Linked DNA regions of Homo sapiens: all the other regions are linked to region 2. Evidence: chromatin loops called from intact Hi-C (ENCODE). Cell type or tissue: endothelial cell of umbilical vein. All regions are shown on one strand.

The links. A loop is a pair of places that touch in the nucleus more often than their neighbours do. Peaks named below come from ENCODE experiments on the same cell type or tissue, not always from the same donor. Only the 100,000 strongest peaks of a DNase experiment are listed, where the experiment ranks them.
Region 1: a loop joins it to region 2, with 3 times the contacts of the local background. A loop is called at or near these places in 2 of 110 quality-filtered maps.
Region 3: a loop joins it to region 2, with 4 times the contacts of the local background. A loop is called at or near these places in 71 of 110 quality-filtered maps.
Region 4: a loop joins it to region 2, with 7 times the contacts of the local background. A loop is called at or near these places in 5 of 110 quality-filtered maps.
Region 5: a loop joins it to region 2, with 8 times the contacts of the local background. A loop is called at or near these places in 101 of 110 quality-filtered maps.
Region 6: a loop joins it to region 2, with 5 times the contacts of the local background. A loop is called at or near these places in 4 of 110 quality-filtered maps.
Region 7: a loop joins it to region 2, with 8 times the contacts of the local background. A loop is called at or near these places in 40 of 110 quality-filtered maps.

The regions. Positions count from the first base shown.
Region 1 is chr5:34,787,315-34,791,314 of GRCh38, reverse strand. All of the region lies in intron 3 of RAI14 (retinoic acid induced 14), which reads right to left. Among named protein-coding and RNA genes, the nearest start is that of TTC23L, 50 kb to the left of the region's middle. In endothelial cell of umbilical vein, no CTCF peak of the experiment used is centred here; a DNase peak (open chromatin) is centred at 2,114; H3K27ac peaks cover 2,296 bases.
Region 2 is chr5:34,484,700-34,488,699 of GRCh38, reverse strand. No RefSeq gene overlaps it. Among named protein-coding and RNA genes, the nearest start is that of RAI14-DT, 170 kb to the left of the region's middle. RefSeq lists an enhancer at 2,255-2,414. In endothelial cell of umbilical vein, a CTCF peak has its summit at 2,338 (motif pointing left); DNase peaks (open chromatin) are centred at 1,169 and 2,319; H3K27ac peaks cover 1,641 bases.
Region 3 is chr5:35,001,874-35,005,873 of GRCh38, reverse strand. AGXT2 (alanine--glyoxylate aminotransferase 2) reads left to right here. Exons shown (of 14, transcript NM_031900.4): 13 at 2,013-2,111. Among named protein-coding and RNA genes, the nearest start is that of AGXT2, 44 kb to the left of the region's middle. RefSeq lists an enhancer at 2,418-2,467. In endothelial cell of umbilical vein, a CTCF peak has its summit at 2,313 (motif pointing right); a DNase peak (open chromatin) is centred at 2,313; H3K27me3 peaks cover 203 bases.
Region 4 is chr5:34,583,166-34,587,165 of GRCh38, reverse strand. It overlaps LOC105374721 (a long non-coding RNA gene), which reads right to left and starts at 1,328. Exons shown (of 3, transcript XR_925916.3): 1 at 1,280-1,328. In endothelial cell of umbilical vein, no CTCF peak of the experiment used is centred here; DNase peaks (open chromatin) are centred at 445, 865, 1,515 and 3,785; H3K27ac peaks cover 4,000 bases.
Region 5 is chr5:34,896,828-34,900,827 of GRCh38, reverse strand. It overlaps TTC23L (tetratricopeptide repeat domain 23 like), which reads right to left. Exons shown (of 11, transcript NM_144725.4): 10 at 3,953-4,000; 11 at 317-1,438. Among named protein-coding and RNA genes, the nearest start is that of RAD1, 17 kb to the left of the region's middle. In endothelial cell of umbilical vein, a CTCF peak has its summit at 2,353 (motif pointing right); a DNase peak (open chromatin) is centred at 2,377.
Region 6 is chr5:34,692,975-34,696,974 of GRCh38, reverse strand. All of the region lies in intron 2 of RAI14 (retinoic acid induced 14), which reads right to left. Among named protein-coding and RNA genes, the nearest start is that of RAI14, 39 kb to the right of the region's middle. In endothelial cell of umbilical vein, no CTCF peak of the experiment used is centred here; no DNase peak of the experiment used is centred here; H3K27ac peaks cover 1,074 bases.
Region 7 is chr5:34,536,977-34,540,976 of GRCh38, reverse strand. No RefSeq gene overlaps it. Among named protein-coding and RNA genes, the nearest start is that of RAI14-DT, 120 kb to the left of the region's middle. In endothelial cell of umbilical vein, no CTCF peak of the experiment used is centred here; no DNase peak of the experiment used is centred here.

The DNA.
Region 1 (4,000 bases), 300 kb before region 2:
TCCACGGGTAAGAAAAACAAATGACTTTAGTAAGAGCCAGCACACAGTCTAGACGGTCCCACTACTCAATAAAGAAATATTAAAATTCAAACTTTTTACGGTAACTTGGTTTTGAGAGAATAACCAAACCCCAAACAATACATATGGGCACCAACACACATGGATACAAACAACTGCTACAAAAACAAAATTAAAAAGCCATCAAAATTCACATACTTCTTACCAACCCAACCATCCATGTAATTTGTAAAATGTAATTAAGACTCTCAGAAAATACAAAAATGTATCAGCTCCTGAACCCTCCCATCATGCTGAGGTTTCATTCATTCTACTTGACGCAGACTCTAATGGAATTACTTAATTTTATCAGAGTCACTGACATATTACTCATTGAAGTATATGCTAGAATTGTGGTCTACAATGGGGAAATTCTCAATAAGTTCTGTAGGCATATCCTGTGTAATAATGAGGGTTCTTCAGTAATGAATTAGAAGTAAAATAAAATTTACTAAATATTCTATACTATATACTATATATATATATATATGTATATATACACACACACACACCCATATACACACTATACATCTTATATATATAATACCTTGTACCATATTCTACTATTAAAAAATGTGCAGGCTAGGTTTAGAAAAAAAATGCAAAATAAGAAAGAATAACTATCTAGAAAGTCATTTTGATCTCTATTGCTTGCTCTAACTCTTTAAAATATCTTACTTTTTATATAATAAAGTAGTGAATCATTGCCATAATTTTAGTCAGAAAATCATTTTACTACTTAACTTGGAACATAGCATCTATAACCTGAAAGAGTTTGCTCAATGAGTTATCACATAAAAGAAAACCAAAATGGTCAGTGCACTCTTTTAGCTTTGTCCTGTTTTTATGAAAGCTGTGCAAATGCAGAAGAAATAGGCACAAATCAGACAACGAAATGACTTTGTTGGCAGTTCCCTAACAACCCATCTCCTGTGTATTATGAAAGCACTTATGTATTCAATCTGGGTATCTTACACTCAAACAACCAACTGAAAGAGCAGGCTCACTCAGTTTATTCCCCTCAGAGAGAAAGGAAGCTCCTAGAAATAGGAGCCCTGCCTCCTTTTGTCTCATTCCCCCACCCTATGCCTAGAAGCAGTTATTAATCACCAATGTACAGAAGAGCAGGGTGGGAAAACCACACTATGAACTTCTTTTCTGTATCTAATTTGGATATCAAGTCTTAATGTTTTAACTTCAGGGTCTCTGGTTCTTATTCCTAATGTCTGTGATTTTGAAAAATTAAAGCTTCCAACCTTATAGCTTTATCAAAGCTTAGAAGAGGGACAAAAACATCTAGTCAGATGGTAAAGTATAACAAGAAGCAGGATATTAAGGAGGTAGTGCTGGTAACCTTAAGGGCTCAGACTATCTGGGTTTGAATCTATGCTTCCTTACTTATTAGGCTCTATCTCAGTTTCCACATCAGTAAAATGGGTTGTTGACGAATACAAGAATTATGTGTAAAAGCACTTCATAAAGGGTGAAGCGTGAAATAAACACTCAAAACATGCCACCAATTATTGTATCCTCACCAACACAAAGCATGGCACAGAGTCTGTGACATGTTGCTTGATAAAAGGGATTGTTTCAATGTTCAGAAAGGAGAAGTAGCAGAAGTTAAATCAGAACCACCACTGCTTAAAAAACGAAGAGAGGGGAAAGGAGGGGCAAAAGCTATGTGTGTTTCCATTGAATGGAAACTTGGGAACAAAGTTGTAGACAAGTAGCAAACCACAATAAACCATCCAAGACCAGCCTTGTCTAACGCCCACACTTGAGCAGCTAACGTTTTGGCACCTCTCACGGAAGTGATCATCCCCAAAGCAGGGTTTGGCAGCAGCAAGCCATTAACATTTAGCCTCGGAATGTGAACCAGAAGCATAGCCAACTTTGAATAAGATACTCAAGTGGAAAGTTAGGTTCTGTTGGGTAGAAAAACATGACCAGTCAGTGACAGAACCTGATATGTAGATGATGGTGGGTAGATTTCCCTTCTTATGTATGCAGTGACTGATAAATGTCAGCATCCTCAAGGGCTGGGGCCGCTCTATCTAGATGGCAGGCAGGAAGGCATCTGTGGGGTCATCTCAGGCTTAGGAAGCAGATGGTGCCCAAGGCCAGCACATGACTCATTAAGAGCATGACTGGTGCCCTCTCATGGCCTGTGTCCTGGATAGCTGGCAACTCTAAATAAAAAGAGCCTACAGATTAGGATGGGGTAGGGGGCCAGGGCAGTAAGTTGATAAAACTTACTTGTCCTCTTTAAACATAGTTTTTTTCTTTTTTGAGATGCAGTCTCACTCTGTCGCCCAGGCTAGAGTATAGTGACTCAATCTCGGCTCACTGCAACTTCCACTTCCTGAGTTCAAGCGATTCTCGTGCCTCAGCCTCCCAAGTAGCCGGGATTACAGGTATGTGCCACCATGCCTGGCTAATTTTTGTGTTTTTGCAGAGACGGGGTTTCACCATGTTGGCTAGGCTGGTCTCGAACTCCTGACCTCAAGTGATCCACCCGTCTCAGCCTCCCAAAGTGCTGGGATTACAGGCGTGAGCCACCATGCCCAGCCAAACATGGTATTCTTAACAATGTTAATCCTAAGGCATTGGAATTAACTCAAGTATGGTATCATTTTGATATTTCTATAGTTATATATTTTTTACAAGTACTGCTACTTCTATAGCCAGAAGTACTCATTCATATATTTACTATAATATTAGGGTATCTATGTGTGAGACATGGTTCTAAGGAAACAATAATGAATAAAACAAAGTTCCTGCCTTTATGGAGCTCGGCTTTTAGCAGGAAGACTAAAGAGAACCAATGGTTTCAACTGGGCGTACTTTTGCACCCCATCCTTGGAACATTTGGCAATGTCTGGAGACATTTTTTATCATGGACTAGGGAAGAAGGAGAGGAGGGAGATTCTATTGGCATCTAATCTGCAGAGGCCAGAGATGCTGCTGACCATCTCTACAATGCACAAGACAGGTCCCCACAACTATGAATTATCTATCCAAACCAAAATATCAGTAGTGGGCTAGGTGTGGTGGCTCACACCTGCAATCCCAGCACTTTGGGAGGCGGAGGAAGGCAGATTGCTTGAGCCCAGGAGTTCAAGACCAGCCTGAACAATATGGCCAAATCCTGTCTTTACAAAAAAATTTAAAAAATTAGCCAGGTGTGGTAGCACATGCTTGTAGTCCCAACTACTCGGGATGCTAAGGCGGAAGGATAGCATGAGCCTGGAAGGTAGACGCTACAGTGAGCTGTGATCACACCACCACTGCACTCTAGCCTGGGTGACGGTGAGACCCTGTCTCAAAAAAAAAAAAAAAAAAAAAAAAAAAAAAAAAAAAAAAATCAGTAGTATCCAGGTTAAGAAACCCTGTAATAAACCATTAAAGGCAATGTATATACTAAAAACATAATTCTATAAAAACAAATTAAACAAAGACCAAAAAACAAAATAAATGAGAATTTAATCTTTTTATTGAGTTATAATCCACAAACCATAAAAATCACCATTTTAAAAATGCACAATTAAGTTGCTTTTAGTATATTCACAAAGCTGGCAACAACATCATTACCTAATTCTAGAATATTTTCGTCACCTCCTCCTCAAAAAAATCCCTGTATCGATTAGCAGTCACTCCCTATTTCCCTACTTCCCCAACTCCCAGGAAACCACAAATCTACTTCCAGTTTCTATGGATTTGCCTATTCTGGACATTTCCTTTTAAAGATGGGATTGTATAATACATGCTCCTTTGTGTCTGGCTTCTCTCATTTAGCATGTTTTCAAGGTTCATCCATGTTGCAGTATGCATTAGTACTTCATTCCTTCCTTAATAATAAATTGTATGGATATGCTGCATTTTGTTTATCTATTCATTGTCTGTTGGACATTTCAGTTGTTTTTACTGGGGATTACTATCATGC
Region 2 (4,000 bases):
ACATTATTGATTTTTGTTTTAGTTTCTTCTAAACTTAAATAAATTGCATATGTATTTTATAATATTTTCTGATGTCTTGAGGATGTATGTGTCAACAACATTTTTATTGGTGGCAATATATTTTATTAAATTAATATATCAAAATTTATGTAAACATTCCCTTACTGTTTGGCAGTAAATGGGCTTCATTTTTTTTGTTATAAATAATAATGAGGCAAAAATGTAAGCATTCAAACCTGCTTATGTCCCCGACAATTTCTGATGATAAATTCCTAGAAGTAGAATGACTAGATCGCTTACACATTTTCTATGATTTCTCTGCGTAGCTCAGTGACTCTATTATCTCTCCTGCTAAACTCAGTTTCTTACAAAACAAAATACAATGAAACTTTGCTAAATAAATAGACAAAAGTAGTATTGGCATACATTTATCCTATGATGGGTGATAAAATGAAGATCCAAAAGCTTTTGGCAGGCTGGAACAGCATCTCAGATGTTTCCAATGACAATTCTTAGGGATATGGTCTGGCATTTAGAGTCACCAGACCAAACGAGTGAAGTACAAGATGAAAGAGATGTGACATAACAACAGGCAAGAGGAGTCATGTGAATCAAAAAAAAAAAAAAAAAATGCTCACTATCTTTGGCCGTAATAATAAAAGTATAGAGTCCAGAACAGGAGGATGATGGTCCTGCTCTGCTCTGCGTGGTCAGAGTCACCCTCAGTACTTGGCCCCACACAGTAAAGGAAACACTAATAAATAGCCCCTGCTCAGAGGAGAGATCAGAATAACAAGAAATAACCTATGTGATCTCACTTTTCTGTATTGAGACTTGGTAGCCATGTCTATGTTATGTGACGCAGGCCCCTGCCCAGGGTTGGCTAATCCCAGGTAGGTCTTCAGAATCTCAATAGGAAGTTGAAATTGACATGAAAGTCACCAATGAGTTACGTGAATGGCAGGACTGCAGTAGGAGGACGCTGACTCCTGCTCTGAATCCCAGCAACTTCCTTCTCAGGTTGGAGATGTTTAATTCCTCTTTTGATTCTATGAGACATCTCAGGTAAAGCTCACCAGAGCCTGTTTCTGTAACTTGCAACTGAAGTATTAATAGAACTGTGCTAGTACACTACGGAAATGTTGAAACAACCATGGTGTTTATTTTGGAGGAGAAAAGACTTAGAGGGAAACATAAGAGCTGTGGGCAAATATTTGAAGGACTGGTCACCGAGAAGCCGAGTCAGGCTTGTTTCACAAGGCCTCAAATGGCAGAACTAGAAAGGTGCAGGGTCCATTGGATTTCCTCAAAGATCGGAGTTGCCTTGGGAAAGAGAGCGTTCTCAGTGCAAATGTCCACATGTTTTTGTGCAACCTCATGACGACTCTTGTAGAGGCATTCGAGCATTAAATGTTACTGCTTTCAGAGCGCTCCTCTGGTCTGGGCAACCACCCTTGTTCATCCCTTTAACTTTTATTTAAGGTACCCTTGGAAGGCCATTCCTGGGATTTGGGTGCCCCTGGGGCAATGAGGTCAAAGACATATACAGAAGGTCCACAACTGACCATGGTTTGACCTAAGATTTACGATGGTGCAGAAAAAATATGTGTTCAGTAGAAACTATACTTCAGAATTTGAACTTTGATCTTTTCCAGGGCTGGTGATAATATAGTACAATGCTCTCTCATGATGCCAGGCAGGGGTAGTGAGCAGCAGCTCCAGTCAGCAACAAAGTCATGAGGACAGACAACTGATACTGTGCTCTACAGTGTACTGTGTTCAATAAATTACACGAGATATTCAACACTTCATGATAAAATAGGCTTAGGTGTTACATGATTTCACCCAACTGTAGGCTAATGGAAGTGTTCTCAGCACGTTTGTGGTAGGCTAGGCTAAGCTATGGTGTTCAGTAGGTTAGGAGTATTAAATGCATTCTCTACTTATGATAATTTCGGCTCACGATGGGTTTACAAGACGTAGCCGCATAAGTCAAGGAACATCTGTACTCTTGGAAGTCACTCTCTTTGGAGACTTCAGGAAAATAGCAAGCAGTTGATTACATCGTTCTAAACATTCTATCATTGTTGATTAAATTAAATTCAGTACAGGATGTTTTTATACTTTAAAGATATAAGCCAAATAGTCTGTGAATTTTGGGGTGGTTTGCTTTGCCTGCTTTGATTATCTTCTGTATGTCAGGAGAGCTGACAAAATTGTTTGCCTTTCTGCCTCCGATACGTTTGCCTACTCCAACCTCCTGCATACTCTTTCTAACAGATGATTTTGTTCCCAGCGGGTCTGAATCGAATCCCAACAGAAGGAAGAGCAGCGCCACCTACTGGGCACGGATTCTCGAGCTTTTTATTCTGAGTATTTACTCCTGTTCTTGGGAGACAACCCCGTTAAAAGTCGCATCACAGAACCCAAATGACATAATCTGAGTCCCCAGTGACATTCTGGAAGAATCTGGAATAATTAAATATCCCACCATTAGTTGGATGGGGCTTCTGAGGTTTGCTTCCAAAGGGAAAGAGACTTAATAAAACAGGCTTCTCCAACAATCCATTATTCTCCAGGTTTACAAAGGCTACCCACCAGTTGGTCAGGCTTTGAGAGCATTTTGGAAGGATCCCGAGTTTTTCTGAAAAAGGAACCATATTTTCTAAAAATCTACAACCTTATTTAAAGCATCTTGAAGAAATACAAAATACAGACACAAGATGGACCAAATGTTAATGGCTTAATTTAACCCATAAGCCTTCCCAAAACTCAAAGAAGTGTTTGGATCTGGTGAGGATCTTGCTTGGCTAGGCAACCTTGCTTGCTTAGTTGTTCTTTCAGTTTAGCTAACATATGAGAGAGGAAAGTGTACAAACAGACCTCTTGTCTTGAGCAGCTGCCTGTCAGCCAGTTGATGAATTGTCTGCCATCTTCTGTTAATGTCCAGGAACTGGTAACTGAGTGGGAAACCCAGTCACTCAGGAAAGAATTGGGCTGTATCTGATACAGTATCAACTAGAATTGTTTTCAAAGCTGTAAACGAAAACAGCTGCAAGGGTAAAGTTCCTGTGCAGGGTGGCCAGGTGCAGTGGCTCATGCCTGTAATCCCAGCACTTTGGGAGGCCGAGGCAGGTGGATCACCTGAGGTCAGGAATTTGAGACCAGCCTGGCCAACATGGTGAAACCCCATCTCTACTAAAAACACACACAAAAACATTACCCAGGTATGGTGGCAGGTGCCTGTAATCCCAGCTACGTGGGAGGCTGAGGAAGGAGAATCACTTCAACCTGAGAGGTTGAATGCAGTGAGCCAGGAATGCCCCACTGCACTCTAGCCTGGGTGACAAGAGTGAAACTCCATCTCAAAAAACAAAACAAAACAAAATAAATAAATAAAAAATAAAAGTTCCTGTGCAGGGCTTGTGTACATATTTGGGTAGCTTCACTGAAGTGTCTCAAGGGCCTAAACTGCGCCTGATTCACAGGAGGACTCAATAAATATTTCTAGAGTGAATGAAGGGGTGGGGGTGGGAGGTGAGGTTGCAGGGAAAAGGCAGTGATCACAGACAGTCAGACCACAAGACACCTTAGAACAGCAGCCCCCAGCCTTTTTGGCACTAGGGACCAGTTTTGTGGAAGACAATTTGGAAGGGGTTGCGGTTGGGGAGGTTGGAGAGGTTGGGGAGGAGTGATGGTTTCAGGATGATTCAGGCACATTACATTTAGAATCAGTGGGAGCTGAGCTTGTTTTCCTGCAACTAGATGGTCCTCTCTGGGGATGATGGGAGACAGTGACAAATCATCAGGCATTAGATTCTCATAAGGAGTGCACAGCCTAGATCCCTCACGTGCACAGCTCACAATAGAGTTTGTGCTTCTATCAGAATCTGATGCCTCCACTGATCTGACAGGAGGCAGAGCTCAGGGAGTAATGTCAGCTGCCCGCCGTTCACCTCCTGCTGTGCTGCTGATTCTTAATAGGGAAGGGACCAGTACT
Region 3 (4,000 bases), 520 kb before region 2:
AATTTTAAATTTATAATTCTTTAAACATAGATTCACCAAAAGAGATAAACACGATGGTCCATTATACATTCATCAAGAAGTTTAATTACTAGCATGCCCACTTCATTATCAAGCAGTTGGGGCACAGGCATGGGCACAAGGGCCTCGGCAGGCTGCGCTGTGGCTTAAGCCTCAGCAGAGTTTCAGACCCTGCTTTTTTTCCCTGAGGATGGCATACAAGATGTTCAATTAGCCATAGCAGTTGAGGTCAGGGAGGGATAAAATGGGCAAGGGAGCCAAGAGGGTGCTGGCCCAGAGCAAGGTCGGGGTGAAGCCACACAGACTCCACCCATTCAAAACTGTCCTGTTGGGCCAGGCACGGTGGCTCACACCTGTAATCCCAGCACTTTGGGAGGCTGAGGTGGATCACTTGAGGTCAGGAGTTCGAGACCAGCCTGGCCAACATAGTGAAACCCCATCTCTACTAAAAATACAAAAATTAGCCAGGTGTGGTGGCAGGTGCCTGTAATCCCAGCTAGTGGGGAGGCTGAGGCAGGCGAATCACTTGAGCCCAGGAGGCAGAGGTTGCAGTGAGCCAAGATTGCACCACTGCACTGCAGCCTGGGCAACAGAGTGAGACTCTGACTCAGAAAACAAAACAACAACAACAACAACAAAAGAACTGACCCCCCCAACCCAACCTTCCCTCCGGATTACTCTCCAATCCCTCTGGCCTCTCAAATCATATTTAATGCCCTTCTAGTTCTCACAGTTTAGCCCTAAATTATTTTCATTGTCTCTTTCCAATCAGTCGTAAGTGGAATGCATGATAGCATTTTGAAGTCAATGAGAGGATTCTAGTCCTTCCCTCTCCCTCAGGTCCTTTCTGATCCAATAGTCTGAAAGTTTGAATATGTATTTTGCTTATGTTAAGGCTTTAAGACAGAACAAAATGCACATATCTCTCTAGGAGGTCCCATCTTATTCTGTTCTCAGACAATGACACCTTACAAGAAATGGAGGATTGGGGAAAGAGTTGGATCTGGGGTTGGTGGGAAGAAGGAAGTGGATGGCAAAGCCCAGACTGAGGGTGGGTAGGAAGTGTGGAGGATGTAATGAAACTGGGCACACTAGAGGGGCCCCGTCTACCTCACTTAGCTCGCTTAGCCCGGTCACCTGAGGACCATTTTAAAAATGCAGATGCCTAAGCCCTGCTTCCAATATTCTAATTTGATTGGCCTAGCATGAGGCCCAAATATCTGTCATTTGAAAGCCTTCCAGGTAATGCAGACATGCTGTCAGGTGTGACATGACTAAGTCAGAGGGAGACGTTTGTACTCACAGACTGGGAAGACAGGGGACGCACAGAAAGGATGCAAGTCAGCCCAATGTCTGACCCCACAGGGAGGGGACCTGCTCTGAATGGCTGGGGATCTGACACAGGCTCTCGGCTCCTGGAGCACTTACCTTTCCTAACCCTGGAGGATGCAGTCTTGGGGGAGAAAGAGCAAGTCCTACAAGCAGGGAAATTAGGACAAACCGGCCCCTCCTCAGCTGTCCCACTGCGCTGCCCAGGGAAAGCTCAGGCTGCTGGTGCCTTTGTACAACTTCTGAGCCATTTCCTGGCCTTTGAAATGAGCCCTTTCCATGGGCAGAACAAAGTGAAGAGTTAAGGAAAATTTCCACATAAAACAGACTCCAAATTTAGCTATTAAGGAACCAGACTCCCAAGGCAGCCATTAGCAAAGCTAAGATTCACTGGCTATCCGCACAGAACTTCATTTTGTCTTTTGGGAATTTGGGATGAATTCGGATTAGAAACAAACATTTTAAATAACATCCTCCAAAAATCTGGTTCAGCAATTAGCAGCTTCATTTAATTACAGGGGAAGGAGAGGACAGAGAGAAAGAGGGAGAGAGAAAAAAAAGAGGGGCATTGATGGCTGAAGGGTTTTTCTTTTTTCCTCTCTTGCAAATAATTCCTTTAACCATTCCAACACCAAATAGAAAGAATTTTAAAAATATATTTACAGATAAGCTGTCGGCCTCTTCCCCGTGAAGAAGTAAATCAGATCCATGAGGACTGCAAGCACATGGGACTCCTCGTTGGCAGAGGCAGCATTTTTTCTCAGGTAAGAGAAAGACTGGTTTTTACCTATCGCTCTAGGTAGGAGTCTCTCTGATTTCCTAATGCTGGTCACAGTTTCTTCACAGCTGTGAAGATGTCCTAATGCTGGTTGCAGTTTTTACACAACTGTGCCGAGGTACCCAGCCACATGTCATCTAGGGATGAAGCTCGGGTACAAAAAAAAAAAAGGCGGAGACAGTGCAGCTCTCAGGCCACTAGGGGGCGCTGAGTGAAAATGGTTTGGTTGTCGCGGCTCTTTGGGGTAAAGATAGAGGCAGACAGAGGATGGTCAAAGCGGACAACTAACAGTATGGATGATAAACATCACAGTCATGCAGTAAATAATCTATCTCCTGTATAATTAATTCTAACCCCTGTGAAAGCAATTCTGGCCGTTCTTAGCTCAGCCCAGGGCTCTGACTTGGTGACCCTGCTAAGCCTTAGTGGCCTCTGTGGCTGGGAGCAACACGACAGCACCTGCAGGCCCGGGTGACGCCTGTCGGAGAGATGGAGGACCACCTGGGCATAGCCCCCATTGCCAAACTCAAAATCAGCCAGAGCCAGTGTCCTTCACCCTTAGGCTGGGAGATTCAGAGGTCGAGCCCTCCCCACTCCCTTCCTTGAAAAGCCATGCCCAGCTCCACAGTCAGGACCCTGGCTTGCCCTGCACACACTGCCCGAGAGGCTGCCCCTCACAGCAACAGCCTCTCCCCAGGGATGGGCTACAGGGTGGAGACTTAAGAGAGAAGGTAACTTCTGCTCCTCCCTAATTTGTCCTGTCCTTTGTTAACTTTCTTTCCCATTTTAAACATTCCTCATCCTTCCCAGTTTCCCTGCTCCATCCCTGCCTCTCACAACTTCAGTGGATACTGAAATATCTGCTTCTTGCCTCATACTTCTCAGATAAAATTGAAACTATCAGGCAAAACCTCTATATAAACTCATCGGTCCCCGCATTTATTCTTTCCTCCCGTGTTAGTCCCCCCCCCCAGCCTGCTATCACAAAGCGCCATAGCCTGGGTGGCTTATACATCATAGAAGTTCATTTCTCATAGTTCTGGAGGCAGAGAAGTCCAAGATCAAGGTGCCAGCAAGTTCAGTGTCTGGTGAGGGCGCTCTTTCTAAGCGGCCATCTTTCTGCTGTGACCTCACATTGCAGAAGGGGCAAGAGAGCTCCCTGGGCCTTCATGGGCTTTGCCCTCCTGAGCTAATCACTTCCCAAAGGCTCCACTTCACAAGACCATCACCTTGGGAGTTAGGGTTCCAACATAGGAATTCAAGGGGTAGAGGCACAAATGTCCAGATCATAGCACTTCCTTCCCTGAAGGTTCCAGAAATGAGGCATTTCTCCTTTTCAAATCTAGATCTTCCATCTGTGTGCTTGTTTCTCCAAGCTCCCTCCACCTTCACTCAAGGAAACCCCCATGTTTTCTTGCATCTTCAATTTTTCCCCAACTTCCCCTTCCCCTTTAAACAAAACAGACTTAAAGTTCTCCCAGCCCAAACAACAAAGCCAGAATGAGCACTTTTGCTGGGATGTGCTCTGTGATTTTTTTTCTAGTCCAGGTCATAAATATTTTTCTGTACAAACCAGATAACATAATTTAATGATTATGAATCGTAAGACATGCAATTTATAAAGACATGAGATACTTGTGTACTTGCTTAGCTCTTCCTTTGTTATTTGGCAAAATTTGTTATGTGCTAAGCAACAGGTGTCATTCTGGAAACTGAAACTATTAGGTTGCTGTAAAAGTAATTGCAGTTTTTGTGATTTTTTTTAATTGCAAAAACTGCAATTACTTTTGCACCAACCTAATACGGTGATAAATAAGATCTGGTCCTTCCTTCGTGGAGCTGGTGGGAGAGAAAGGCAAATACATAGAAAATTAC
Region 4 (4,000 bases), 98 kb before region 2:
GGTAAATTTAGGTGTCTCCCTGCAAAATTAATTAAAAAACTAAAATAAAACATACTTTATCTCTCTGATCAGAGGGTCCATTTTCATTTCCTTTGGGGGAAGTAATAATTTAAGTTGTTAAATGCACTTAATTTATAGGTGAATCTTCTCCTTATCTGTCTTTCTTTTTCTTATTTATCGATCACCAGCTGAGAACTGGATTTATTTGTTCTTACTAGTCTTTTAAATATTTCTTTTTATTTCCTATAAATTAAGGGAAACTCATTTTGCCTTGAAAACAACAACTTACTTCAGTGTAAAGTATGCCTCATGTTGTATGATGTTTCCTTTCTTTTTTTTTTTTTTGAGACGGGGTCTGGCTCTGTCACTTGATCTGGAGGCCAATGGCGCGATCTCGGCTCACCCAGCCTGGAATTCCCAGGCTCAAGCTATCCTCCCACTTCAGCCTCCTGAGTGGCTGGGACCACAGGTATGAGCCACTATGGCCGGTTCAAGAGATCCTTCCGCCTCAGCCATCCAAAGTCCTGAGATTGCAGGCGTGAGCCGCCGTACCTGGCCATATGATGTTTCTTTCAAACAATTTGCATGTGCATGTGTATGCAGGTGTGTGTGTTGGCGGTACGGGTTGGGGAGAGGGACTAGGGCAGAGGAAGAAGAGGGGGGTGTAAAGTTTTCTCAGAACTTAGTGGTGGGCGTGTGGCGTAGGTGGTTGAAGAGATAACAAGAGCTCACTTTAAAATGATTGCTCCCCTTTAGCCTCTATCAAATTTTTGAAGAGGCTTTATAAGACCAGACATGAAATGGCATTTCCTGATTAGCTCTCAGGAATACTACGTGTCTACAGACATGAATCACATCCCCTGTTTGTTCATTCCATTTCACAACAGGAACATGAGACATAACTCACCCAGACCTTAACCAACTTTGGTGAGGAGAGGGGTATTCAGCCTTCCTCCTGTGGGATATCCAGCCTGAACTCTGCTCATCTGGTCTGAGACAGAGCCCAGCAGTAAGATTAGAGATTAGGTGCCTGTTTGGTTTGGTCGTGCAGGTAGCCCAGTCAAGAAACTCAGCTTGGCGAGTTTCCATGGTGAAAGGGGAAATAAGAGAGTGGGCCATGGGGTATTTCTCATGTACTAAGATTTTTGAAAGCCACCTGGATCATTTTGACTCAAGGAACATGGCCAGTGCTGTACAGCCTTGTGTTTCCGTCACAATCAGCCACCCATACTTCCCCTCACTCCTTTTCCAGCCAGGTGCTGCCATTCGCCTTTCTTACCTTGCGTGATGGATGGTGGAACAGCTTCCCGAGTCAGCAGGAGGTGAATAAGAGCTCCTGGTGGGGCTGGAAACTTCTGTTTCATGTTTACCTTTGGTTCCTTTGTTTGTACAGCCTTGTACTGTTTTCCATCTAGATTTCTGACCCATTGCCTCCTAGCAACAAGTAGCTTTTGTCTATGCCTTTACCCCTGACTCACTGGTCTAGATTGTTGACCCACTATTTTGCCAGGATCTCTAGGTCATTGTACTTCTTACTACTACCTGTCCCTCTCTTGTTTCCTCCCCTTTCCTTTTTCCTTCCTTCTATTTGTATACATTTACTGAGGATTTAGTGTGAGTAAGCTATGAACAAGTTCTGGGGACCCCACAGCTTTAGCAGAGAAGATGGATGGAGATAAGTAATTATAATAAAGTGGAATAGGTATTATGCCAGAGTTAGTAGAGGGAACAGTGAAAGACTTTATATAGGGCTGGGGAATCTGTATGAGACAGAGAGGGAGACATGAGACTGGAAGGGAAACCAGAAGCCAGAATTTTTTTTTTTTTTTTAAGACAGAGTCTCATTCTGTTGCCCAGTGCCCAGGCTGGAGTGCAGTGGTGTGATCTCAGCTCACTGCAACCTCTGCCTCCCACGTTCAAGAGATTTTCCTGTCTCAGCCTCCTAAGTAGCTGGGACTACAGGTGTGCACCACCATGCTCGGCTAATTTTTGTATTTTCAGTAGAGACGGGATTTCACCATGTTGGCCAGGCTGGTCTTGAACTCCTGGCCTCAGGTGATCCACCTGCCTCGGTCTCCCAAAGTGCTGGGATTACAGGCATGAGCCACCACACCCCACCAGGAGCCATATTTTATAAATCATATTACAGAGGATGGACTTTATCCCAAGGACCACCAGAAGCTCTGAAAAGACTACTAATGGTTAATATCTATTGAGCAGTTATCATGGGTTTTTCCTACATTAATATTCTCACATTATCCTTTGGTGATAGGTATTATTTGTTAGATTTGTTTTACAGATGAGGAAACTGCGACTTAGAGAATATATCAGTCAGGGTCCAACCAAGGCAACCAAACTTCTTCTAAGTATTTTAACCAAAGGAAATTTAATCCAGGGAATTGGTTATGCAGGTGAAGGAAGAGGAGAGAACCCAGACAGCAATGGTGAGGCAGCTGAGATCAGCAACAGCAGAGAGCAAAAGGGAACGGGCTGTGTTATTGAAGCCCAGGGGCCAGTCACTGTTCAAAGCTGGAACCACAGGAGACATCACTGAAAACAGACATGCCTGCAAGTCCCCACCTTCCACCATCCAGGGTCCTTATTGACTGAATCCATCTGGAAGCCAGAGGGCCTAAGGAATGTAATAGATAAAACAGCAGGGGAAGGATACTGTATTGGTGTGGGTCCCAATGGAAATCAGACAGCACACTCAAAGTAGAATAATTTGAGCAGGGTTGATTTACTAAGAGCTAAATTACAAAGATGGGGGAGAATAGGGGAACCACAGGGGACTTCAGAGTGGTTACCATCTGCTGTGGTTTTGATAATTGTCTCCTCCAACATTCAAGTTGAAATTTAATCCCCAATGTGTCATTATTGACAGATGAGACCTTTAAGGGTCCTAAGGGCTCTCCCCTCCTGAATGGATAAATCCATTCAGAGATTAATGGGTTGTCATGGAGTGAGCTTTATAAGGAGAGGAAGAGAGACCTGAGTTCACCCACTCAGCCCCCCAACTATATGATGCCCTGCACCACCTTGGGACTTTGCGGAGAGTCCCCACCAGAAAGAAGGTTCTCACCAGATGGCCCTCTCAACCTTGGACTTCCCTAAGCTATGAGAAATAAACTGTTTCTTATAAATTACCCAGTTCCAGGTATTCTGTTATAAATTACAGAAGATGAACTAAGATGCTATCTCTAGGGCCAAAGAGATAAGGAGAAGAAGAGGTTGTTGAAACCTGAAGGGAAAAGGAGTATTGTAGAGCACGCCACTTGAAAAGGAGTGCTGCTTTCTTGTTGAGGGACACAGCCACAACCTCACAAGGAGGTACCTTATAGAATATATACTTTGACCTCCTTCTCTTTCCTTCCTCTCATCAGCTGGGGCTCTGTATTGGCCAAGCCCGAAGGGAAGTTTGAGGGCATAAGAGCCCTGTCAATGTAGTATCATTTACAATTTCCATTTTAGAGATAAGAAACCAAGGCTTGGAGAGTTTAGGCGACTTTTTCAAGGTCACACACCTAATCTGTAGAACTGGAAATTGAACATATGTGTGACTCCGAACCCATATTTGTTAATCACTATACTAGACTCTTTGTCCACAGGATCTTTCTTGCATTCATGTCTCAGACCTGATATTTCCACTTTTTGCCCATCTACCTTATTACAGAGTCAAATTTGCACAGACCCTCAGAACTCACAGAACCTTCTGCATCTTGTGACTGTTTCCTGTTGTCTGGATTCTGCCTCTCAACACTACTTTGGTTCTTCCTGTTTTAGTAAATGAACATCTATTCACTGCTTAACACCACTTGTATTACTAACATTTCCTGTGAAAACACAACAGTTCTTACAGAAACAAGGGTGTGGCCCACACAAATCATAGGATTCCCAGGTTTTCAGCCTAATATAACATAAAAGTGTTTTCTACCAGATGCTGGGTGTATACTAGCTAAAACCAACAGGTAGAAGGGTCAAGTTCAAGAAGGAATTCCAA
Region 5 (4,000 bases), 410 kb before region 2:
GTAAATTTCATGTGGCAGAAAAAAGTACTCTCTCGAGATTCTTAAGTATTTTTCATCATGTTTAGTGCACCATAAACCTCATATAATACCATGGGACCCATATGAAGTGCCACTAGTGATGCTGGAAGTGTTCTCAAGAAGTAGAAGTCATGACATTACAAGAAAAAGCTGAATTGCTTGATATGTATCAAAGATTGAGGTCTGTGGCTGTGGATGCCCCTCATTTCAGTCCCAGGATTCTTTCTGTAAACAGACAATGTAAACTTAACGGAATCAATAAATACAGTAATGTAAATGTATTTCCTTATTTTCTTTCTTTTTTTTTTTTGAACAGGGTCTCACTTTCTCATCCAGGCTGGAGTGCAGTGGCACAATCTCAGCTCACTGCAGCCTCGACCTCCTGGGCTCAAGCAGTCTGCCTTCCTCTGCCTCCCAGAGTGCTAGGATTACAGGCAATGAGCCACCACACTTGGCCCCTTATCATTTTCTTAATAACCTTTGCCTTTCTCTAGTTTACTTATTGTAAGAATATATTATATACTATACATATAACATACAAAATATGTGTTAATCAACTGTTAAGCTTATCAGTAAGGCTCCCAGTTAACAGTAGGCTATTAGCAGTTAAGTTTTGGGGGAATCCAAAGTTATACAAAGATTTTTGACTGCACAAGGCATTGGCAGCCCTAGCCCCTGCATTGTTCAGTGGTCAACTGTAGTACATGAAAGTGTTCACCAATAAACTCCTTAGGTATCGCAGAATTTTTTAAAAAGTCAGAACTGAAAGGAATAGAGTTAGAAAAAGGGAAATGGAAGGTAATGGAGTTCCAGTGACACAAAAAACTAACTTAAAGCATGTGACTAAAAGATTTCTTTCCCCCAAGTCATAGATCAGGATCCTAGTTGGGTTTGTTTGTTTGTTTTTTGTTTGTTTTTTTTGAGACGCAGTCTCTATCTGTCGCCAGGCTGGAGTGCAGTGGCATGATCCCAGTTCACTGCAACCTCCGACCCCGGTTCAAGTGATTCTTCTGCCTCAGCCTCCCGAGTAGCTAGGTTTACAGGCATGTGTCACCACGCCCAGCTAATTTTTTTTGTATTTTTAGTAGAGATGGGGTTTCACCGTGTTGACCAGGATGGTCTCAATCTCCTGACTTCATGATTGGCCTGCCTCGGCCTCCCAAAGTGCTGGGATTATAGGCATGAGCCACCGCGCCCAGCCAGGATCCTAGTTTCTAATGGCTCTTGGGTATTTCACCTGGAATGCTGCTGCTAAGTGGACCTTTTTTTCCCAGAGTCCTTAATAAAAAACCGTTGTTTTAGATCTGCCACTGCTATCAGTGTTGAGAAACATTTTGTGGTCGAGAATTTTTATCATCAACAAGGTTGTCTTTATTGTTGGCTATCCTGTATAGAGGTTTTCAATTTGATAACAGAAGACCTAGAGGAAAGGAGAAAACCATTTGAGCATTTTTCTTGGTTCTTGCCTTCTCTTCCTCCATAACTGGCCCTGCCTCCCCCAGCAGCAGATCTCATTGCCTTACCTGAGCCAAAGGCTGAACTTAGCCTGAGGCGACTGTGTCACCATTATTCCACCACATGACTATACTCTCAAAATGCTGGCTCTTCTAATAGGCCTCTAAAATCTTACTAGAGTCTCGGGTTTTCTTCCTAAACAGCAGGGAGCTCTTCCCTTGATTCAGATGGCAAACCAGGGATATTTGAGCCACCTGGATTGTTTAAATCCCAGGTGGAAAACTTATCTAATTTAGGGCCTTTTATATAGTTGATGATTTTCAAGTGGTTTCTTCTCACGAGCTCGGAGACTTACAGCCCGAGGCCCTGTGAAAGATCTCTCTTGCTTGTTTCTAGCCGTTGAGATGTCTGTCCTCTGATTTCCCATTACTGAAGGAGCTGAGCAGGAATTTGATGTATTATGATCCAAAAGACTGCTCCAGAAACACAGTTACTATTAAGTGTTCTTTAGTCACCTCCTATTTCTACCTCAAGCCTGAAAAAAGTGGTTTTCATAGCCCTTTTTTTACTTGAAAAGAATATTTGTTCTGTAGAATATGAAATACAAAATTTTATGAACTTGGGGTTTCTATGCAAGTTGCACTAAAGACAGGCTCATTCTCTATTACTGGACTGTATAAAATATAGAAAGCTATCTGGCACTTTAACTTCCTTTGCAGTAAACCAGGAGATAATGAGATTCCAAATTAGCTGAAGAAATAGGCACAGATTAAGTTAGTTGCCCAGGGGTCTCATAAATTCAGAGGTGGGCAAAGAACTGTAAGAGGGCTGCATCTCTGCTAGGGATAGTAAGTGGGAATCAGCCTCGGGCCTACTTCTGTCGCACCACAAGGTGGCAGGATTCCCCTTGTCTGAAACCTGAAAGGACAACTGATTTCCATAGTGTATATATTATCTTTGAGTTTAGGTGACTGTGTCAGACTGCTTGTCTATGAGACTAACAGTGTTTCCAGAACCTGATAAGTCTATATCTTTTTCGAGATGTTAACCAGCAAAATATTTTCCACATCAGCTTGGTAGTAGCTTTTCAAAATATTCAGCCCCTATCTCCGTTTGCTTCGTGCAACAGTGGTGCCAGTAGAAGGTAATAAAGTCAAAGACCAGCTTTCAGTAAAACTAAAAATAGCTGTTACTTAGTACATGATTACTATGGGGCCAGGCACTCTGCTAAGCACTTTACATATAATGCATTATCTCATTTATTCTCACAACAACACTGAGATAGGTACTATACTTCATCCCCATTTTATAGATGAAGAAACCAGGATTGCCCATAGCTAGAAAGTGGTAGTCCTGGGGTTTGAACTCAGGCTTGCCTGTCTCCAGAACTACAGCTCTTAACCACCATGAATCAAAAAGATTAATTCATAGGGATGCACTGAAGTCATATTTCTATGATCAGATTAAATAGTTGATGAGATAATCATAGTTCATAAAGACTTTATGTCCTAAAGTGGGGCCAAAATTCCTTACCAAACTGCAAAAGTATTCATGTATACCCTCAGGGCAAGTATACACTACACCCTTTGCTTTCAACAAAACCAAACCTTAGTTTCTCTACTTTGATTCTAAAGACAGGGCAAGGTTTTATTTGCCAAAATTTAAATCACTGATCATTTCAAAAAGACTTTAGGTATGTAAAATACAATGGTTTCTAAAAAACTGATTTGCAGCCAGGTATGGTGTGTTCATGCCTGTAATCCCAGGACTTTGAGAGGCTGAGGCGGGAGGATCACTTGAGCCAAGGAGTTGGAGGCCAGCCTGGGCAACATAGTGAGACCTCGTCACTACAAATTTAAAATATAAAAATAAAAATGTTAAAAACCTGATTTGTTCCCAACATGCCAATAAGGAAGGTTTTGTATATATATGTATTTTTTTTAATGTTTAATTTTTTTTTTATTTTTCTTTAGGAGACAGTCTTGCTCTGTTGCCCAGGCTGTAGTGCAGTGGCACAATCTCGGCTCACTGCAACCTCCACCTCCCAGGTCAAGCAATTCTCCTGCCTCAGCCTCCCGAGTAACTGGGACTACAGGCGCATGCTACCACGCCCGGCTAATTTTTTGTATTTTAGTAGAGACTGGGTTTCACTGTGTTTCCCAGGCTGGTCTCGAACTCCTGAGCTCAGACAATCCACCTGCCTCAGCCTCTGAAAGTGCTAGGATTACAGCATGAGCTACAGCACCCAGCCGAAGGTTTTGTATATTAAAAGTCCTGAGAAGCCCTTCAGAAAAGTAACCTGTGTCACTTTGTTTAAACCTGTTTTTTTTGTTTTTTTTTTTCCTTAAATGATTTTTGTCTTTCTGCTACAGAGCCTTTCTTCCTCCCCCAGAGAACTGGCACACATCCCTTGGAATCAGCATTTCTTGCAGCCCCTTTCAGGACATGCTGCCCTGTACAACAGCTGTAAAGTACTTACCATTCCTCCATACACTGCCCTCTGTCATGCTTCTGTGCCTTTGTATGT
Region 6 (4,000 bases), 210 kb before region 2:
ATTTTTAGTAGAGATAGGGTTTCACCATGTTGGCCAAGCTGATCTCTAACTCCTGACCTCATGTGATCCACCTACCTTGGCCTCCCAAAGTGCTGGGATTGCAGGCGTGAGCCACAGCACCCAGCCAGCAGTTTCCATTTCTAACACTGAAAAGCATTTAACTTCACCTACAGCAGCATGCTGCAACAGACTTCTACCAATAGGACAATGGGTCCTGGGAAAGCAGCCATCAATAGTTAACTTCTGGCGTAAAAAGAGTCAAAACTGTAAAAGTCACTAAGGTTTAAGAACATTTGTGCACACCTTTATCATCCAAGTCTCAAACAAGACCTTCTGTGGAAACTGCCTGTGGCTGAGTCAATCATCCCCAGTATCCATTCTCCCCTTTCCCTTGAGGCTTAACTGGTTTCGAGGCTGCCAGCAAGAGAATATGTTTTCCTGCCTTCCTTGCAGCTAGGTTGGGGCAAGCTCTAACCAGTTCCCTGTGAGGGCAATGATTTGTGCACCTTCAGTTTCACATCCTTTAAAAAGTAAAATGCGGCCGGGCGTGGTGGCTCACGCCTGTAATCCCAGCACTTTGGGAGGCTGAGGCGGGTGGATCATGAGGTCAGGAGATCGAGACCATCCTGGCTAACACAGTGAAACCCTGTCTCTACTAAAAATAAAAAAATGAGCCAGGCGTGGTGGCAGGCACCTGTAGTCCCAGCTACTCAGAGGCTGAGGCAGGAGAACGGCAGAAACCCGGGAGGCGGAGGTTGCAGTGAGCCAAGATTGTGCCACTGCACTCCAGCCTGGGTGACAGAGCAAGACTCCGTCTCAAAAAAATAAAAAATAATAAAAAATAAATAAAATGCTAGATGGGTGTGGTGGCTCACTCCCGTAATCCTAGAACTTTGGGATGCCAAGGCAGGAGTATTGCTTGAGGTCAGGAGTTCAAAACCAGCCTGGGAAACATAGTGAGACACTGTCTCTATACAAAAAATATGAAAATTAACCAGGCATGGTGTTATGTGCCTGTAGTCCTAGCTATTTGGGAGGCCAGGGCAAGAGGATTGCTTGAGCCCAAGAGTTTGAGGCTGTAGTGAGCTATGATAACACCACTGTACTCCAGACTGGACCACAAAGGAAGACACTAAGAAAGACACTGTCACAGAAAAAAAAAAAAAAAAAAGGAAAGTGCTTCTGCTTTACTTTCACTTTCCTTCTTTCTGGTTCTTAGAGCAGCACTGTCCAAAGACTTATGTGATTTTAAAGTTTCTAGTAGCCACATTAAAAAAGTAAATAGAAACAGGTGAAATAAATTTTATTCTATTCATTTAATCCAATTATGTCCTGAATAGTAGCATGTCAGTGTGTAATTATAAAAAATTATTATGATATTTCACAGTCTTTCTTTGGTACAATGTCTTTGAAATTTAGTGTGTATTTTACACCTACAGTATACACCTCAGTTTGGACTAGCACATTTCAAATGCTCAAGAGCCACATGTGGGCAGTGGCTAGCACACTGCACAGAGCAGCTCTAGAGGGTAACAGAGGACGCCAGAGAAAGGCTGGGGTTCCTGGGTTAATCTATGGAGCAGAGCTGCCCCACTGGCTCTTAGACTATTTTAAACATTTACTTCAGAAGAAAACAACTTCTACCTTGTTAGAACTACTGTATAGGGTATTTTGTTATTACAGCTTATCATATACCTAATTAGTACACCCATTGGGACCTCACAGAAGGACCCTGCAGCTTCTCAGTTATGAAGCAACCCTTCAAAGAATGAACAGGCCAGGCACGGTGGCTCACACCTATAATTCCAGCAATTTGGGAGGCCAAGGCAGGCAAATCACCTGAGGTCAGGAGTTCAGGACCAGCCTGGGCAACATGGCGAAACCCTCTCTCTACTAAAAATACAAAAAATCAGCCGGGTATGGTGGCACACGCCTGTGATCACAGCTACTCAGAAGGCTGAGGCAAGAGAATCACTTGAACTCCAGAGGCAGAGGCTGCAGTGAGCTGAGATCACACCATTGCACTCCAGCCTGGGTGACAGAGCGAGACTCTGTCACACACACATACACACACCCAGACAAAATGAAAAGACTCATGAGTTCACATTGAATCTCATCAAAACCCCTTCCAAAACCATAGCCTAAATCTGAAAAGTTGCTACAGAAACATTCTCAGCATTGGGAAATACATCTTAGAACAAACATATCCAAGGAGAATATGTGATTCCTTAAACTTTTTCTTGTTCTATTCTTACGTTATAAACCTCTACACTTTCCAGCTAACCAGCCTACTGGGCAGCCCAGGAGGCAGGAGCCAGCTAGAGACCATCAGATCATTCAGCCTCCTAAGAAAATAAAAATGAAATCCTTTCAGGCAGTGCTTCCCAAAAAGTGAAAGCATTTTCATGAATACAATAAAAACTACTCTAATAGTTGAATAATCAAGTTGACCAGGACACACTGACTTTCCTTTTTTAAAAGGAGGGAGGGACTCAAACAAAAAGAAAGCCAAGTCTAGTCACTAACCTCATCTTTATGGACATACTGAGCCTTTGGCCAACGCTGGCCCCTGTATTGCCATATAGTTGAAAATAACCACCTCCACACAGCAAAGATCTTTAAGTAGAAACTCAACTGAAAATATCCACAGGCTGATTCAGAAGCAATTTCTGTTTCAGTCCCAAGGAGAAGTTCATAGAAGAATTTGTCAAACTAAAAACATGTAGGACAACAACAGCCTTCATTTAAAATGATCAGGTAATTAATGCAGAATAAAGATGTAAGAGATAATGGTCTAAATGACTCATTGCTTGTGTAGACTAGGAGATTTCCCCAAGTTTAAGGGCCAGGCCCTCGGTTTCATATTGGTTTCTAGCTGGAAAAGTATTGTGTTTAACTGAGAATTATGGTCTGGGGTAAATAGAATAAAGCTATGACCCATTTAGCCCACAGTGGAGCTCCACGTAGACAGAGATGTTTTACTGGCACCACTGGAAGAGCAGAAGCAGCATCTGTTCTTCCTCCCTTCAGAAATGAAATGCATTTGGCTCTCAGGAAACAAAGAATCTTGCCCTGTCACAGGAGGAATAATGCTGACATTGGTGAGCTTTGCCACTATGGATGGACTTGTGGTGATGTAAAATCACTGTGGAGGTCTTATTTAAGCTTAGAGCAACAGTGTAACATCTATTTTATGCAGTTTGAAGCTTCACAATTTAGGAACCAGCAACCTGTTAGCAAGCGTGTGCTGCGGTTGACAGCATGCGACACTCTCCCATCCAGAAAAACCAGGAGAGTTACCATCTCTCTGTTATTTACCAAATGTGCGACTTTGGCCAAGTTACTTACCTGTCCTCAACATTCATTTCTTCCTCTATCAAATGCATTGTAGCAATGGTCTTTACTGGATAGAGTTTTGTAAGCATTAAATGACAAAGAGCATGCAAAGGGGCTTGGCACAGTGCCTGGCACCTAGTGAGCATTCAGTACATGAGAACTCCTTATTCCTGTAATAGAAGGTCAGCCATCCATACGTGTTCACTCTTGCTATTAATATTATGCAGTGGCACCCACTGAAAAACTGTGATGCTCCAGCCTCACTCTCTTAGATGCTGAAAACAGTCCCAAGGATGAACAGTGGAGCTAAGGTCTATGACAGTGCCAGCTCAGTGGGGGGATGCCAGGGCTTCAGTGTAACTGTTCTAGGATGGAAGGGCATGGAGTTGTGTTAAGGGTTGACTTGTGTCCTCCCAAAAATTCATACGTTGGAGTCCTAATTCTCCCCCTAACCTCAGAAGGTGACCTTATTTGGAGATAGGGTTTTCACAGAGGTAATCAAGCTAAAATGAGGTCATTATAGCGAGCCCTAATCCAGTATGAGTGGCGTCTTTATGTAAAGGAGGAATCTGGGCACAGACACATGCACAGAGGGAGAATGCCACCTGAAGATGAAAGCAGAGATCGGGGCAAGGCTTCTGCAAGCCAAAAACACTGCCAGCCA
Region 7 (4,000 bases), 52 kb before region 2:
GCATACCTTTTTCTAGCCATTGAAGCAACCCCTATTAACCCTTTCAACACGCTAGAAAGAGAGCCTAACGACTTTTATAAAGCAATGAAATAGTCCATAAGTAGTAATCTAGAACAGAACTAATATATATCCCACTGGTTCTTTGAGGAGTGGGAGTGGAGGAGGGAAATAAATATATTTTGAGTTAAAATTCAGCACGCCAGTGACATTGTTTTCTGTTCTTGCAACGTAGGGGTAAATTCTGTTCCTGCAATGTGGTGTTAAATGTGACCTCCTCTGGTCCCTCCTGCTCTTGTGGGGAAAGAATTTCCCTGGTTTCTGTTCCATGCATGGCAGTGGGGGCAGGTCCAGAAACAAAAGGTGTCATTTGAGAAGTGGGTGGTCGGGCAGGGAGTTGGCAGTGGACAGGGGCAGCAATTGCTCCAAGGTGAAAAAAGTGCTTGTTCCTACTTTGGGGTCTGCATACGTTTATTTTCTGTTTTTACGTTGCAACTTCTATAAGCAATCAAGTTATAGCATATAAAAGCTTTTCCTTTTCTTTCTCTCTCTCTCTCTTTTTTTTTTTTTTTTTTTTTAGTTAACAGAAGAAAATTTTGTTTAGCTTCATATAAACAGAATTAATCTGTGTTATGGAACACTTTAGAAGGTATAGATCATGCCATCCTCCTTTCTGTCCCTTTGGTCTCTGCCACAGTTCACTGCATTAACTTTATAACCCATTTTTTCCACTCCCTCTCCAGATCATCCTCTATGCTGTTTGTTGTTGTGTTGTATTATTGGTCTAAAAATATGAGGAGTCTGAGTGTTTCCCTCATACACAAACCCCTGCATTATTGTATTAGTCCATTCTCACGTTGCTGATAAAGACATATCCAAGAATGGGTAATTTATAAACAAAAAGAGGTTTAGTGAACTCACAGTTCCATATGGCTGGAGACGCCTCACAATCATGATGGAAGGCGAAAGTTACGTCTTACACAGGGCAGGCAAGAGCAAATGAGAGCCAAGCAAAAGGGGAAACCTCTTATAAAACCATCAGATCTTGTGAGACTTATTCACTACCATGAAAACACTATGTGGGAAACTGCCTCCATGATTCAGTCATATCCCACTGGGTCCCCCCCACAACACATGGGAATTATGGGAGCTACATTTCAAGATGAGATTGGGCAGGGACGCAGCCAAACCATATCAATTATCTTCTCCTTGTCTGGCAAACAAACTGGAAACCCAGTCCATCTTTGCAGCTGTAAAGGTCTCATCCTGCATCCTTAGGTCTTTTCCTCACTTCCCTGCCCCTCAAAATCCTTCTCTTTCTTTCAAGACTTCTCTCATACGTTACCACTACAATAAAGCCTCAGCCACTGCCCACAAATGTAATTAACTTCCTCCTCCTAGCTCCTTCCATCTGGTCAAAGCAGCATCCTACATGTCTCCAGGATGTTTTAGAGACCTTGTTGAATTCTTCCAGTTACAATTTCAAGTTCATTCTGTGTATAGTTTTTGAGCACCTGGACCCAGGTATATGATGAAAAGAAAATAATCTCCTTCCTTATTACTTTCCTCCTGGTGCTTACTCAGCACTTCCTTCCTATCCTTTACGGATGCCATTTCAAAAATGTCAAACTGCTGCCCAGCCACATTCTAGTATGTGTAGCTGGACATGTCACAATATGATTAGATGTTTTCTGATGATTTTAAGTTCTTCTGAGGCATTTAATTATGACCCCATGGATACAGGTTCAAATTGAGGGTAGGCTGACTTTTTTTCCCTGGAACTGAGAACAAAAATCTAGTGGGTTTTTTGGGTCTGCTTTTGTTTTAGAAAACAATCTCAAAAATGTTACAAATTTGTAAAAAAACAAAAAACCAAACACAAACAAAAAATCTCAAACAAACAAAAAACCAAAGCAAAACACTGCAATTACCAAAACCCATTCTCTTTTCCTTGAAGCCAAGACACATAGATGTAATTGAAGAGTGTATTTTGTTTTGCTGGGTCTAGTTGACCAGCAGCATCCCTAGGGTTCATCAAAATTTGCTAGGTAATTCCCACATCACCCCCCCAAAAATTTCCTTGTTTTTTAAAATAGCTATACTTCACATTGCTTTCTTGTAATACTAGCTTTGTGTAATTGCTTTCTTAGGAGGAATGAGGGTGAAAGCTAGTATATATTGTTCATAAGAAACGATGGAAGGAAGCAAAATGACTGGTCCAGAAGGTTTCTGATTATGTCATCAGGATAAAAATTAAATGGTATCATTTGAGTGTTTTTACATGAGTCATTTATATTAAAAATTTTTAAAAATATTTTCACTGTAGAAAAAATAAAAAGAAAACCAGTTCTTACCCTTCCAAAACAAAACCAATATAGAGATAAATAGAAGCTGTAGGAGTGAAAAAACACTGTTACTGTCCTCTTACCAATGGAAGGAGCAGCAGGTCTCCCAGTCTTCATTCTGACATTGATAGAGGCAGACAAATGCCTAGGCAGATAGGGGTGGGCCCATGGCAAAACCCCACCTTCAAGCCGAAGACAGTTTAAAGCCTGAAAGCCAAGCTGCAAGTTAAATCCTCTGACCAGATTGGGAACTTGTCTTCCCATTTGGCATGTTTTCCTCTGATTGGTCCCCACCCTTCACCTATTTTACATATACCTACTCTTTCCTAACTGGTTTTTGTACACTTTCTTGCTCACCTTTAAGTGGTGTCTTTGCTTTAAACTTTTTTGCATACTCACAGACCAATCAGCATGCACTCCCCATTCTGAGTCCATAAAAGGCTCCAGACCCAGCCACATGGGGGAGCCATCACCCTGTCCCCTCTCCACTGAAAGCTGTTTTCATCACTCAATAAAATTATTCTCCACCCTCCTCACCCTCCAATGTCCTGTGCATCCTCATTCTTCTTGGGCACAGTACAAGAGCTCGGGAACAGCAGAACGCAGGTATAAGCTATAACACAGGTGTGCTGGGGTATGTCAGGATGGCTGAGTGAGGCCCCAGTGGGGCGTTGTCAGTCAGGGGTCCCTGGCTTGCAAAGTGACATTGCAGGGACCCCTGGCTGGCAATGCCCCACTGGGGCAAGAATGAAAAAAATGGTGTTCATTTAGTCAGCCTATTTTAGGTGGCATCCTTAAACATCAGCCATCTAAAATAGGCTGACTTTATCTGGATCAATCTATAACTGATTACTTCTTTAGTAGCTGTTATTTAGCTCAACAAGAATAGAACAGGCTCAATGAGATGTCTTCAGGCTAATTTATAAGCCCTGCTGCCGTTAAATAAAAACCTTGTAGTAAAAAACATACCTTACTAAATGTACCATCTTAACTATTTTTAAGTGTACAATTAATTTGTTATGTATTCACACTGTTGTGCAAAAGATCTCTAGGATTTTTTTCATCTTGCAATACTGAAACTCTGTGCCCACTAAAAAACACGAATTTCCCCTTTCTCCTTTCCCCAGCTCTTGGTAACCACTTTTCTATATGATTTAGATTAAATTCGATACTTCATATATGTGGAATCGTACAGTATTTGTCCTTCTGTGACCGGCTTATTTTGCTTAGCATAATATCCTCTAGGTTGCAGCATGTGACAAAATTTCCCTTTATTTAAAAGCTGTGTAATATTCCATCATATGTACACACCACATTTTCTTTATCCATTTATCTGTTGATGGACATTCAGGTTTCTCTTGCCTCTTGGCTGTTATGAGTGCATTGAACATGGGTGTGCAAATATTTCTTTAAGATTCAGTTTTCAATTCTTTTGGACATATACTCAGAAATGGAATTGCTGGATCATATAATAATTTTATTTTTAATTTTTGAGGAAACTTCTATGCTCATTCCAGAGATATGTTAGAGGTAGATTCACTCTACCTCTAAAATGATAATTCACTAAGGGGTGATGATAAGGGGTGATGATAAGGGGTGAGAAAGAGGGAGTCAATGACAAGTAACATTTATATAGCTTGGGTAGTTGAGTAACATTG